Linked DNA regions of Homo sapiens: region 1 is linked to region 2. The links are chromatin contacts, found by Hi-C or POLR2A ChIA-PET in ENCODE. All regions are on one chromosome and are shown on one strand. The core of a region is the stretch at or near the end of the contact, and the rest is flanking DNA. Distances in the headings are between cores, read along the strand shown. Region 1 has its middle 83 kb from the start of FEM1C. Region 2 holds the start of CCDC112 (coiled-coil domain containing 112).

Region 1 (7,069 bases), core at 3,991-6,490, 160 kb before region 2:
TCTGGATATTAGATCTTTTTTGTCCGATGCATAGTTTGTGAATATTTTCTCCCATTCTGTAGGTCTTCTTTTCACTCTGTTGGTAGTTTCTTTTGCTGTGCAGAGGGTGTTTGGTTTAATTAGGTCCAATTTGTCAATCTTTGTTTCTGTTGCAATTACTTTTGAGGATTAGTCATGAATTCCTCCCCAAGGCCAGTGTCCAGAATGGTATTTCCTAGGTTTTCTTCTAGGATTCTTACAGTTTGAGGTCTTACCTTTCAGTCTTTGTTTTTTGATACTGAGAAGTTAGTTGCCACTCTGTCACAACTTTGAAAGTGTTCTTTTTCTCTAGCTTATGATTTTCCCTTTCTCTTTGCTTTTCTTGCAAACCAAGGTATGGGTTTCTTTATATTTATCATATTAGGGATTTATTGAACTCCTGAATTTTTTGAATTGGTGTCATTCATCAGTTTTAAAAAACTCTTGGTAATTTTTTTTTTCATTTACTGTCTGTACCCCATTACTCTCCTTATGGTCTATTTGGAGACCTATGTCTCCAAGACATAACATACATATGTTAAAATTTTCATTCTATGTTAAGTGTTGATAAACTGTGGCTTTGGAGGTAGTCACCTGTTTTTGTAAATAAAGTTTTGAATATAGTCATGATTATTCAGTTGCTTGTTGTCTATGGCTTTTTTTGAACTATAGTGGCAGAATTGACTAGTTACCACAGAGACAGTATGGCCTGCATGATCTGAAATATTGACTCTCTGGCCATGCAAACAAATATTTGGCAATCAATACTCATCCTTTCGTTTTTTTCTGGATACTTTCTTCTAATTTATATTCCAGTTCCCTAATCTAATATTTGGCTATATCTGTTCTACCTGTATATCTGGTAAACCTGTAGAATTCTTAACTATAGTTACTGTATTTTTTAGTTCTAGAATTTCTACTCAGTCCTTTTTCAAATAAAAGCAACTTTTTAAAGTTTCCACTTCCCAATTGAAATGTTCAAGATTTTCTTTTTCAGTCTGAAGACAGAAAACATGATTTTGGTGGCTGTGCCCAATACTTTCACTATCTGAAATCTTTGTGGGCTTGTTTCTGTTGTCTTTTTTTACTCCCTGGTTATGTCTCATACAGACCTTATGCTTAACATTGTATTTGAAATCTTATTCGTAGAAATAATTTGGGCATAGATTGAAAACATCTACCTCCACAGAAAATTTTAATTTGCTTCTGACACTCTAGACTACCTTAATTGAAATTTCAGGCTTGAGATTCCCTGGATCATCCATATGAGAACAGTGTTGATTTCAATTTATTCTTTCTCTAACAGCAGCGATTCTCAAACTTGTTTGTACATTTGAGTCACCTGGGAAACTTTAAAATGTACTGATGCTTGTTTCCTACAGTCAGAGATTGTGATTTGAATGGTCTCTGGTGTTACCTGGGCTTTGGAATTTTTAAAAGCTCTCCAGTGATTCTAATGTGCCCACAAGTTTGGGAAGCTCTGCCCTAAGAGTAAAGCCCTTCAGGACCTTCATTTAATGTGTGGGTATTTATCAGACTTTCCACTTGGCAGGTCCTTTTATCTATTTTGTTCAGTGAGGCTGCCAAATACCACAGCTCCATACTGCAGCTGTTTCTTCCTAATCAGGGCCAGTGCATCTGTGAGTACTTGCTTTTTCCTTCTTATATTCTCCCAAGTTTTTGGCATGGTAATCCCTCACTAGTTTGCTTTTTAAGGATTTTAAGAAAAAAAGTATGTATGTATATATTCATCCTCTACGTTACTCAATATACATATATAGCTGTTTTAGTCAACCTCATCAGGAGGATTGGTCTAGACTGCCATTAAGATAACTGAAAGTCCTCCAGTTGCTTTTAAAAAAAAGAAATAGGGGTAGTGTTTTTGCATTCCTACTCTTCTGAAAATGTCTTTATTTTATCAACTCTCTGGAGTTATAGTCTGGCTGAGATTCAAAGTCTAGGTTGAAACTTAATTTTCCTTCACATATTTGAAGGCACTATCTTATTGATCTCTTCTAACATTTATTGTAAGTGTTGTATAATCCTATTCCTTCCTCATGCTTATTTTCTTGTAAGTGACTTTTCCCCTCTCTTTGGGGACACAATTATCTCATAATGTTTCTCACATAATTTGGGGGTAACACATAATCTCACAATTACATAGTTTGGCATAGGGTGGGCCTTAATTAATTTATTTTTCTGTTCATAAAAGCAATGTGTTCAATCTGGAGATTTTTTTTTTACTCCTGGGAAATTTTATTGTCACTTTACTTTTTTTCTCTCTCTCTTTTTATTTTTATTTATTTATTTATTTTTTTGAGACAAGATCTCACTCTGTTACCCAGGCTGGAGTGCAGTGGTGTGATGATGATCTTTTTTTTTTTTTTAAAGGTAAATAAGTTATTTATTATTTCTTTCTTTTTTTATTTTATTATTATTATACTTTAAGTTTTAGGGTACGTGTGCACAATGTGGGTGATTGAACATGGAGTTCATAAATGCAAATCGGTCAATCAATAAAGCTGGAAACTTTTTCTTTAGGATAATTTAATTTGTCAAAAGATAATCTGATAACCATCATTCTACTCGCTACCTCCAAGACATCAACTTTTTTCAGTTTCACATATAAGTGAGAATATACAATATTTGTCTTTCTTTGCCGAGCTTATTTCACTTAACATAACATCCCCTAGTTCCATCCACATTTCTTCAAAAGACAGGATTTCGTTTTTTATGGCTGAAAATGTATTTATATACAATAGCATTCCATTGTATATACAGACCTCATTTTCTTTATCCATTTATTTGTTGATGGACACAGGTTGATTCCTTATCTTGGCTATTGTGAATAGTGCCACAATAAACATGGGGGTACAGATATTTCTTCAATATTCTGATTTCCTTTCTTTTGGATATATTCCCAATCGTGGGATTGCTGGATCATATGGTAGTTCCATTTTAAGATTTTTGAGGAACCTTTATATTGTTTCCATAATAGTTGTACTAATTTACATTCTCATCAGCAGTGTATAAGCATTCCCCTTTCTTCACATCCTCACCAACATTTAGTTTTTGTCTTTTTGATAACAGCCATTCTAACTGGGGTGGGATGATATCTCATTGTGGTTTTGACTTGCATTTCCCTAACAATTAGTGACGTTGAGCATTTTTTCACATACCTGTTAGCCATTTGTATATCTTCTTTAGAGAAGTGAGGCGGAGAAGAGTAGTAGGGAGGGAGAAATGAAGAGAAGTTGGTTAAGTTTGCAGACTTCCATGTCCCTCCCCTCTGTTGCCCCTATCTCTGTAGCCCCAAGTCAAAGCCTTTCCCATTCAAATTACACACAAAAAAACTCTTTCATCACCAGCCTGGGAAACTAGTGGCCTGACTGTGCAAGGTGAGAGAAGAACATGACTGCTTCACAAACGAACTTTCAACTTCTATTTTTAGCTCCTTACCTCACCCCAACCCTTCATTGTACCTGCTGTCTCCAAATCTTGAGCATCTCAGGTTTTCCATTGGGATGAATGAGCTAATTCATTTGTGGTAACTTGTCTTCAGGTGACTTAAATCCTTGCTTCCTCTGTCTTACTAAACCACTTACCTCCATCTGGTCCTATCTTTCAAACTTGTGTGGAATTCTCTTGTCTGCTTGTTTTCTTTATTCTCTTTGTCTTTTATGGGTTTCTACATTCTTTTAGACTCTAGTTAGCCATTCAAACTCCATGATTCATCAGTTCCTCATCCATACATGAAAATAATGCTGGCTTTGCCTATCTGACTCAGAGACTTTTTGTGTGTGGATATAGTTTGATAATATACATGAAAGTGATTGTGGGAAAGCCTAGAGGTCTTTATCATTATTTTCCTTATGATGTCTTTGTCCTCATTAATCTGATTTTCTAAATAAATGCTGAATTCAAATTATGCTCTCATTTCTCACCAGAATGAGCAGTGTCTGTTTCTTCTTGGTTGTGGAAATTGTATCCCTCTTCCTTTTCATCTGCTACCATCTCTTTTCTGTTGAGGTTTTCAGGGTGTGCATGAATCACCACTGCTCCAAATGACTGTGTGATATTCTCTGCCCCACCCTTGAAGCACTCATCACTGGCTGGGTGGATTCTCACTGAGCTATCATGGGTGGTGACACCTACCATCTTTGAGCTTCCCAAGGAGTATCCCAGCTGCTAAACTGGGACTGATCAACAAGGGGAGGCTGATTCTCCATTGCTGGAGTTCTGATTTCTACCCAATGGGTGCTTTGTTGTGAAAGAGATTTCACTAACTAGTCAGGCCAAACCACCTATTTTAAATCAAGATAATGATCGTTAACACTTCCAGATTCTAAGAATGTTACATGTTTTAACTTATTTCATCTGCACAACACCCTGTAATATCCTATGTCACGGGGAACAAAACTGAGACCCAGGTTGATTAACAAACTTGCTCAGTTTCACAATGCTCGTCAGTAGCAGAGCTGGAATTTAATCCCAGACAATCTCTCCCCAGAGTCTAGGCTCTAAACCACAATTTTATCCTGTCTCTTAAATCGGCTTTGTTTAACTAGCTAAGAGTGAAGAAAATCTTCCAGAATTTAAAGTGCATAGTAGGGTGCTGGCCTTCCTTGATTCTTTGATAATGTAAATAAAAGTCAACACTGGGGTTCTACCTCTAAGGTTCTACCTTGTTTGTACCCAATACTCCAACCAATTGGACACTGATTTCTTAGGTGCTTGAGTAATAGGCTGATGGCAGGTTGAACCATATGAAATTGTCAATATTTGGCCATTTTTGACCTATATAAATGGCAATGTCATATGAATCAATTCAATATTTGTTGAGCCCCTACCTACTTTGGTGGAAGACATGGTTCCAGGCATTTTTCTTACGTTACTTAACCTTTACAACAATATTTCCAAGTATTTTTACCTCAATTTTTCACATGAGGAAATAGGCTGAAACTAACTAGCTGGAGATCACTCAGCAATTGAAGTGGTAAAGCCAGGGATCCTGTTCCAAGGTGGATTCCTTTCCACTGCACAGCTCTGCTGGCTGAGCCCCAGGAGCTGAGTGGAGCTGGAGGTTCTGCAGGCAAAAAGGAAGGTCACATTCGAGTGGCACACTCAAGTTATATCAGTTTTGAAGTTGAGCATGAGTCAAAAGGAGGAAATCAAATGACCTCTGGTAAACAGATATGAGTCAATCAGCAGCAAAAGTCAGCTTTGGGAAAGTGAATCAGACCTATTCCATTTTATTCAGTATTGTCACGACTGTGGGTGTACTTGCTACAGCTTTAAAGAAAATTTGGGGATTGAAGGGTGATTTGCCTAATTGGAGAATACTGTCATGGGAAGCCCAGCCAGGAGAGCCCAGATGGGGGTGGGGAGGCGGGGCATCTAAAACAGCTGGGGACTATTGGGATTCAAAATTGGAACAAATACAACTATGGAACTTAGGGAGTTTGAGGAAGAGATAGGATGGGAAGGTCTTTGGTAGTACAACCAGAAAAGAATGATAATTTGGGGCTCTCCAGAATCTCCAGTGCTAATTGAGCCAGATGGGGCTTGGCAACCCAGGTTAGCCACGTGGAAGCATTTTGGAATGACTACAGGCTGTAAGTTACAGATGCTGGGTTGGGAAGACAGGGAGTGTTAAATGGGCACAAACACACTGAGATATGTTCCAGTTAAGTGGAATATTATTCAGGGGTAGATGCAAAAATAGTTGAAGTGGTTCATAGACATTCATTTTAATTCTATGACTTTCCTCTGTGGGAAACTACTTTCATCTGGTTCTTTTCAATATGAAGTGAGTCATATTCTTTTTATTTGCCACAAGCATTTATTTGCCATAAGTGTCTTAAAGCATTTGACAATTGCTGCCTTATTTTCAAGAAATTGATTGAAACACCCTTGCTGAGCTGCTCAGAATTTGAGATTAATTCTCAACCACTGGCACAAAAGTAGCAAGAGAAGATAAGAGTGAATGTGGTCATTGATCAACAGATGTTTGTTTTAACTCTTTTCTGGAAAACCTGCCAAATACTGGGGAGTGTAAAGGCATCCAGACTGCCTTCTCTGAGCTTATACTCTAATTGGGAGAAATATGACATATACACAGAGCAGAAGACATTGACTTACAAATGCCAAATGTGCAGTGAATAAACAAAGTTACGGGAAGCAAGGAGGCCGACATTGGCAGTGGGGCTAAACAAGGCCCATGATTCCTGGAGAGGGTAGATTTGAGCTGATCCTTAAAGAATGAGCATTCAGGGATACTAGGAAAAGGGAGGAAGGCATTGCAGGCAATGAGAATGGCACAAGAAAGAAGTCCAGGGGTGAGAGAACCCCTATTTGCTCAGAACCCAAGAGGACCGGGTTGGACAGAGTGGAGAAATTGTTGGTGAAGTAGTATGAGTGCCCCCACTTCTTTTCTCTACATGATTTCCTGAGTGATCTCATTCCGTCTTTCTCATTTAAATAATGTCTATATGCTGATGATTCCTGGATTTATAATTCCAGCACAGACTGTTCTTCTGTATTCATGACAGAACTCTTGATTTTTGCCCTCCCAGCTCATCCCTGTCTTCCCACTTCCCATGTCTTTCTCCTGTTGGTAAATGGCATCATGATTTACTCAGGTGATCAAGCCCAAGCCCTGGGAATCATGCTTGACTTCTTTCATTTACTAGCCCATCTCTGATCCATCAACAAGTGACATCAGCTCTTCCACAAGAGTATCTCAAATATGTTCATGTTTTTCTGATTTCTACAAATACCACCCTGGTTCAAGGCACCAAGCTCTCCTGCCTGTCATTCTATCATAGCCCCTGATTTCAATCCTTCCAAGCTTAGCTCCCTGAAGTACTTTCTGTAACCTGCAGTAAGAATTTTGTTTTTGAAATGTCATCAGAACATATGTCAGTGGATCACTCTTCTGTTTAAAATGCTTTGATCGCTTCCCAGTGCTCATAGTATAAAATCCCAACTCCTCACCATGATCTACATCACCCTGCTTTGTGGACACCTCCCATGCCTGGCCAGCATCCAT
Region 2 (6,972 bases), core at 4,415-6,914:
AGGACAACGGCACCTCATACACATATTAATTCTTTCCAAGTTAATAAATTTAATGTGATTCTAATGAAAATGCCAAGCTTTTTTCCCCAAAGTAGACTATTGATTCAAAGTTTCTGTGGAAAATGAGCAAGCAGGGAAAGCTAAGAAAACTCTGGAAAAGAAGAATGAGAGAAACTAGTCCAATAAGCTATTAAAACATTTCATAAAGTCCTTATAATTTAAAAAGCATCTATTCATTAATACATAAGTAGACCGATACAATGATAGAAGAGAATAGAAAAATTCAGGAGAAATAGGACAATTATATACGAAAAGTTAAGTGGCACCAAAAATTACCACTAAACATATGCTTTTAAAGAATAATGTCGAAATAACTGGATAGTCATTTGGGTAAAAGTAAAAATTGGGTCCACATTTCACACTGAATATCAGAAAGAAATCCAAATAATCCAGATATATAAATGTGAAAGGTGAAACCACAGAAGAAAACAGGAATTCACTTCATTATAAACTTGGAGTGAGAAACGCCTTTCTAGAGATGATTATAAATCCCAAAGCACTGAAAAAAATAATAAAAGACTGACAAATTTGACTACATAAAAATAAAAAGAACTTGCTCAAAGCAAAAAAAGGAAAAGTCATAAAACAAATTTAAAACCTGAAAGAAATATTTGCAATTTATACCACAAAATATATCATAATCTCCTAATTAACAAACAGTTCTTAAAAACTGGGAAGAAAGGCACCAAATACCAGTTGGGAAAAGATGTAAAGAGACAGTTAAAAAAAAAAAAAGCAAGCAATTGTCCTTAAACTTATGAAAAAGGCTGACCTTCCTCATAATAACATAAAGGCATACAGACATCCCTCAGAAACATTGCAGGAAATATTACACACAAATTTAAGGTTTCCAAGTGCATATAAAAGTTATGTTTACACTATACTGCAGTCTATTAAGTGTGTAATAACATTGCATCTAAAAAAGCAATGTACATACCTTAATTTTAAAATACTTTATTGCTAAAAATGCTAACAATCATCTGAGCCTTCAGTGAATTATAATATTTTTTGCTGATGGTCTTGCCTCTATGTTGATGGTGGCTGCTGAAGACTGGGGAGGCTGTGGCAATTTCGTAAAATAAGACAACGGAAGTTTGCCACCTCAATTGATTCTTCCTTTCACAAAAGATTTCTCTGTAGCATTCTATGCTTTTTGATAGCATTTTACTCATAGTGAAACTTCTTTCAAAATTAAAGATGGAAGAACGGTCAACTGGTGGAGTAGTCAGAATACACAAAACATTTATTAAGTTCGGCATGCCTCATGGTGTCCCAAAACAATTAAAATGGTAACATCAAACATCATTGGTCACAGATCACCATAATAGGAAACAAGTTTGAAATATCGTGAGCATATTTCGAGAAATACCGTCACATTACCAAAATGTGACACATAGACGTAGTGAGCAAATGCTGTTGGAAAAATGGCACCAATAGATTTGCTTGACACAGGATTACCACAAACCGTCAATCTGTAAAAAATGCAGTGCCTGCAAAGCACAATAAAGTGGAGCACAATAAAAACAGGTATGCCCATATTAAACTTACTGAGAGATACGATTTTTCATCTCTTTAGATTTTCAAAAATCCAACAACTTAAATACTAAGATCTCAAGCAATAAAGAAGCAAGCACCCTCACACATTGTTAGTGGCAGTGCAATATGGTACAACTCCTATGGAGAGGAATTTAGCAATATCTAACTAGGTTGCATTTGCATTTAACCTTTGACCTAGCTATTCTACTGAAGATAATCACTTTCCCAAATATGAAATACTTATGAATCATTACTTGCAGCAACAAAAGTTTAGAAATCACCTAAATATCTATTGGCAGATGACTGGCTGAATAAAATAACGGAGGATTATGCATTTAATTTTTAAAATTTAAGAAAATTTCTGTGAACTGACATGAAGCAAGTTCCAGTATATATTGTTAAGCAAAAATTTCAAGGTGCAGTATATATTGTTAAGCAAAAATTTCAAGAGTATAATACATGTGTTATCAGTTGAATTGTGTCCTCGAAAGAGATATGCTGAAGTCCTAATCCCTGGTACCTGTGAATGTGACCTGATTTGGAAATGGGGTCTTTCCAAATGTAATCAAGTTAAAATGGGGTCATACTGCATTAGAATGGGCCCTAAACCAGTGACTGGTATTCTTATAAGAGGAAAGTTTGGACACAGAGACACAGATATGTGTTGTGCAACGATGGAGGTAGAAATTGGAGTAATGCTTCTACAAGCCAAGGAGTCTCAAGATTGCTGGCAATCATCAGAAGCTGGGAGAGGGGCATGGAACAGATTTTCCCATTAAGCCCCCATGAAGAAACCAGACCTGCCCACACCTTGGTTTTGAACTTCTGGCCTACTACACTATGAGAGAATAAATTTCTGTTGTTACAAACTACCCAGTTTATGGCACTTTGTTATGCAGCCCTAGAACACTAATATAATATGCTAGATGTTTTTGTAAGAAAAAAAGAAAAATAAAAATGTATTTGTCTATTTACCTTTTTTTCTTTTGCAAATGAAACATAAAAGAACCAGAAATTAACACAATTATTTACCATAGAGGATTAGTTGAAAGGCCATGGAGAGGATATGTTGGGGAGTAAGCCTTCTTTAAACATACCTTGTCATAGAGTTTTGACTTTATACATGTTATACATAACTTACTTATTTTTTAAAAAAAGTAAATTGAAAGAAAACAAAACAAAAAAGGAAACATTGAAATTGAACACAAATGTAATCAAAAGAACTGAAATATATATCAAATTGATTCCATAGCACATAGAGAAAAGGGTGATTTCAGAAAACTTCTGAACACAGTACTCTAGATATCCAGTGCAGGATATACTCTAAAAACAATAGGAAGTGCAAAATGATCTTAGGCTTCTCTTTATTTTTAGTGGCAGTATTAAAATTGTAAAAGACCACTCAACTCAAATCGTTGGTTGACTTGCTTTTTTTCCGAGGCTGCAAGATAATTCTGGACTAATAATTACAGGAATTCAGACAGTGCTATAGTAACAGGGCTCATTTGGATAAAAGGTAATACAAAAATTAAAGAAGTTTTACCTTCTCAATACACCCAAGTGACTTACTTCCTCCTACTTCACACAGGGGTGGGGAGGTGGGGCCAACCATCTCCTCCCTCCAAATCTTCCAACTACCTTGTGCTGCAACCCATGTATGCAGGACTCTCTGGCCTCCCCATAGTCCCCACCCACTACCTCCCTGTGTCAGAAGAGTCTGTGCGTCTATCAAAGACCAAACCTCCCACTTATGCTCTGGACTCCATCAGCCTTACTTTCAAGAGGGTCTGACTGCCTCTGTCCTGCAGCATCAAACTTCTGTCTCCACTAAATAATTCCCAGCAGCATGAACTCCTTCTACTAGTCCCTACCTTGAAACACAACACAACAACAAAGACCCTCTTTGATCACACATCTTCCCCCAGCTACCACTTCATTTCTCTGATCACCTGCACCATAAAATCGATCAAAATCATAGCGAAAAACAGTTTCTACCTCGTCACCTCCATTATCTCCTCAATGCAGTCAGCCAGGCTTTGGTCTACCTACCCCATAAACCCACGGCCTCCCTGTTGCCAAATGCAACCATCATTTCTTTGTTACCCCTTCACTCAGCCTCTAGGCAGTGAACCACACAGCTGACCATTTTCTCCTCCTCCTCCTTCTTTCTTTTTCTTCTTATTTCTTCTCCTTCTTCTTCTCTTCCTCCTCCTCCTTCTCCTCCTCCTCCTTCTCCTCCTCCTCCTCCTTCTCCTCCTCCTCCTGCTCCTCCTTCTCCTCCTCCTCCTGCTCCTCCTTCTCCTCCTCCTTCTCCCTTCTCCCTTCTCCTTCTTCTCTCTTCTCCTTCTCCTTCTTCTTCTTTGCCTTCTTCTTCTCCTCCATTCTTCTTCCTTCTTCTTCTTCTCCCCTCTTCTTCTTCTCTTTTTTTTTTTTTTTTTTTTTTTTTTTTTTTTTTTTTTTTTTTTTTTGTTGAGACGAAGTCTCACTCTGTCACCAGGCTGGAGTGCAATGACACGATCTTGGCTCACTGCAACCTCCGACTCCCTGGTTCAAGCAATTCTCCTGCCTCAGCCTCCCGAGTAGCTGGGACTACAGACAGGCGCCACCACGCCCAGCTAATTTTTGTATTTTTAGTAGAGATGGGGTTTCACCATGTTGGCCAGGATGGTCTCCATCTCCTGACCTCGTGATCCGCCCACCTCGGCCTCCCAAAGTGCTGGGATTACAGGCGTAAGCCACCACGTCCGGCCTCTTCTGCAAAAACTTCCCTCCACAGACTTCCGGTTTTCCTCCCTTCTCACAGATCTCTCCATATTGGTCCCCTTCTCCTCTTGTCCGTGGTCACCTTCTCGGAGTGGCCTAGGCTTAGTTCTCAGACTTCAATTTATACTCACCCTGGGTGAGCTCATTCAGTCTTATTTCAAATATTTTCTATAGGAAGATCAAATTCGTATCTTTAGCTCTCTCTCTCCTGGGCTCCAGAGGCGTTTATCCCGCTGCCTGTTTAATACCTCTACCAGGATGGTCTCTGGAGTCAGGCTGTCTAGATAGGTATCCTACCCTCTACCTGTGTGGCCATGTGATCCTTAACTTTATCACTGAAATGGAGATGATAATAGTACCTACTTCATGAAGTTATTTGTGAAGATTAAATGCAAAAGTGCATATAAAGCACTTATAACAGCCCTGGCATAAAGGAATTGCTCAATAAATACCTATTTGTTTACTTGTTAAAGGTGAAGGAACCTTACCTATGTGTCTAATTCAACAATGAATTCCCAAGGCCTAGAACAGTGCCTGACATATGCTAGGAGCTCCATATTGACTGACTGAATGAATCGATTTCTATAAAGGGGGAAAAGGTAGTACCTACAGAAATCAGCTCAGTTGCCACAGGTTGTCTTGACTGGAAGCGTCATCTGTGGCTTTTTTCCAACTTCCCAGCACTGTATTTTTGGAATCTGTCTTCTCATTGACCAAGTCCTAGGAATGTAACTGTGGCATTCCTGCCTCTGATATCTGGTTCTGTGGAGCAAGCTGGGTTTTTTTCTTTAAAAATCTAAAATATGATTTATTGTTAGAATCCATTGATAATGTTTTTTCATTTAGACTCAGTCTCAGCAGCGCTAAGTAGAAACCTAGAAAGCGGATGTATATTAGGTAAAAATATGTATATATTGACTATAACACGAATAAAATTTAAGGACGATGTAAGACAATGAATTTTCTTGACAGGTATGGGACTGGGCTGGCACAGTCGGTTAAGTGCCCAAAGGGTATATAAACCCGCGACAGGGCAGAGCGCAGCCCCCGCCCCGCCCCGCCCCGCCCCCACACCCGCCCGCCCCAGAACCCCAGACCCGCCCCTCCCCTGCATCCCGGCTCCGCCCGGCACCTTGCCCCTCCCTCGCCCCGCCCCTCCCCGCCTGAATCCCGGCCCCCGCCTCGCATTTCGGCCCCGCCCTGCACCCCAGTCCCGCCCCTCCCGCACCCCCGCACCCCTGCACCCCCGCATCTCAGCCCCGCCCTGCATCCCGACCCCGCCCTACATCTCGGCCCCGCCCTGCATCCCGGCCAAGCCCGCAGCGCAGGGAGCTGTCTGCAGAGGCCAGGGTGCGCCTGCCACGAATCCCCAGGCACCGGTGGCCGCCGCGGCCCGAGTAGCTCGGCGGGTAAACATGGCCGCACTGACGACGGTTGTGGTAGCGGCTGCGGCCACCGCGGTAGCCGGGGCTGTGGCAGGGGCGGGCGCGGCCACCGGGACCGGCGTGGGAGCGACGCCAGCGCCTCAACAGGTAAATCCGGGAGAACCGAGAGCTGCTCTGGCGGCAGGCGAGGGGCTGCAGGCCCTGGCTGAACAGGTGCCCTCTGCAGCGCCGGCGGGAGGCGCGGCGTTCGCCTCCCCTGCTCGGGGCCTGGCACGCGCTGGGCGTTGCTCTTTGTTGGCTTGTGCGTTTAACAGCTTTTGCAGAGCCGCCTCCATGTGGTTTCGGAGTCGAGGAAGACCTGGGTGGGAACCCGGCTCTGCCGCTTCCTAGCCGCGTGATAAGAACATATGCTGTCGGCGACTCACTTTCTTCTCTAAAAATTGGGAATAGTAACATGCACCTCCCGAGCTTTGGACTAACGTTATGTCTGGGGAGCCCCTGGCACAGTGCTTGATTGGAGGGGGACTCTGTGCTCAGTAATTGGTGGCAGCTCTGTTACTGTACCGGCGCTGGGAACACAAGGAGAAAGACAATATGGGATGGTCGGAGGCAGAGGTGTTTCCAGTGATCGGCTTAGGACCGCTTTCTAGGTGGTGAGGACAAGGTATCTTTGTTCAGATGTTATCAGCTCAGCGAGACTTTCCATGATCTCCCTAAAATGAATCGCCTTACGCGGCACACCCAGTCCCTGTTTCTGGTTTTATTTTTCCCCATAGCACTTAGTACCATATATTATATTACATACTTTATTTCTATTGTTTATGTTTCTCCTCACACCCCTCACCCTCCCTCGCACCCCCATGAGAATGTAAGCTCCATGAGGGCAGAAAGTATTGGAAATTTTATTCTTTATTGTATTCCCAGCACCAAGAACTATGCCTGTTGTGTAGTGCCTGGAACGTAGTATGCACTTACTAAATAATTTGTGGATCAATATAAACCTGAAGGAAGGCTGTCATGAGCTGAGGAGAGGTTCCATCTTTTTCCTCCTTTAAGGAAATACAGTGTCTTTACTCGTAGACCTTCAGGAAATTCCACCTACGGCAAATTTTCTCACACATCCTCTATAATTCTCTTTATTATTCTAACTCTGTCCCAAGTATCTCAGGAAAAAATGTAAAATATATAAATATACATAATACGTAAAGTATTTTTAAGTACTATGCTC

What was found. Hi-C counts contacts between places; a loop is a spot of excess contacts on that map. ChIA-PET counts read pairs that join two places held with the same protein, here RNA polymerase II (POLR2A). Pooled maps may share reads with other maps.
Region 1: a pooled map shows a loop between it and region 2 (5-fold over the local background). The contact joins the enhancer-like site here to the promoter of CCDC112 in region 2. A Hi-C loop is called at or near these places in 1 of 168 maps with a recorded cell type or tissue (Calu3) and 6 of 50 pooled maps. POLR2A ChIA-PET finds 5 or more read pairs at or near these places in 2 of 52 experiments (WTC11 and activated CD4-positive, alpha-beta memory T cell).

What each region holds. Positions count from the first base shown.
Region 1 is chr5:115,458,727-115,465,795 of GRCh38, reverse strand. No RefSeq gene overlaps it. Among named protein-coding and RNA genes, the nearest start is that of FEM1C, 83 kb to the left of the region's middle. RefSeq lists an enhancer at 4,295-5,494. Within about 2 kb of position 5,240, at least 12 of the 41 ENCODE cell types and tissues checked have a DNase peak (open chromatin) inside an H3K27ac peak, as active enhancers do.
Region 2 is chr5:115,295,346-115,302,317 of GRCh38, reverse strand. CCDC112 (coiled-coil domain containing 112) reads left to right here and starts at 5,664. Exons shown (of 10, transcript NM_001040440.3): 1 at 5,664-5,891. The coding sequence starts at 5,775. It overlaps LOC105379129 (a long non-coding RNA gene), which reads right to left and starts at 5,390. Exons shown (of 5, transcript XR_948684.3): 1 at 4,970-5,390. RefSeq lists a silencer at 5,566-6,015.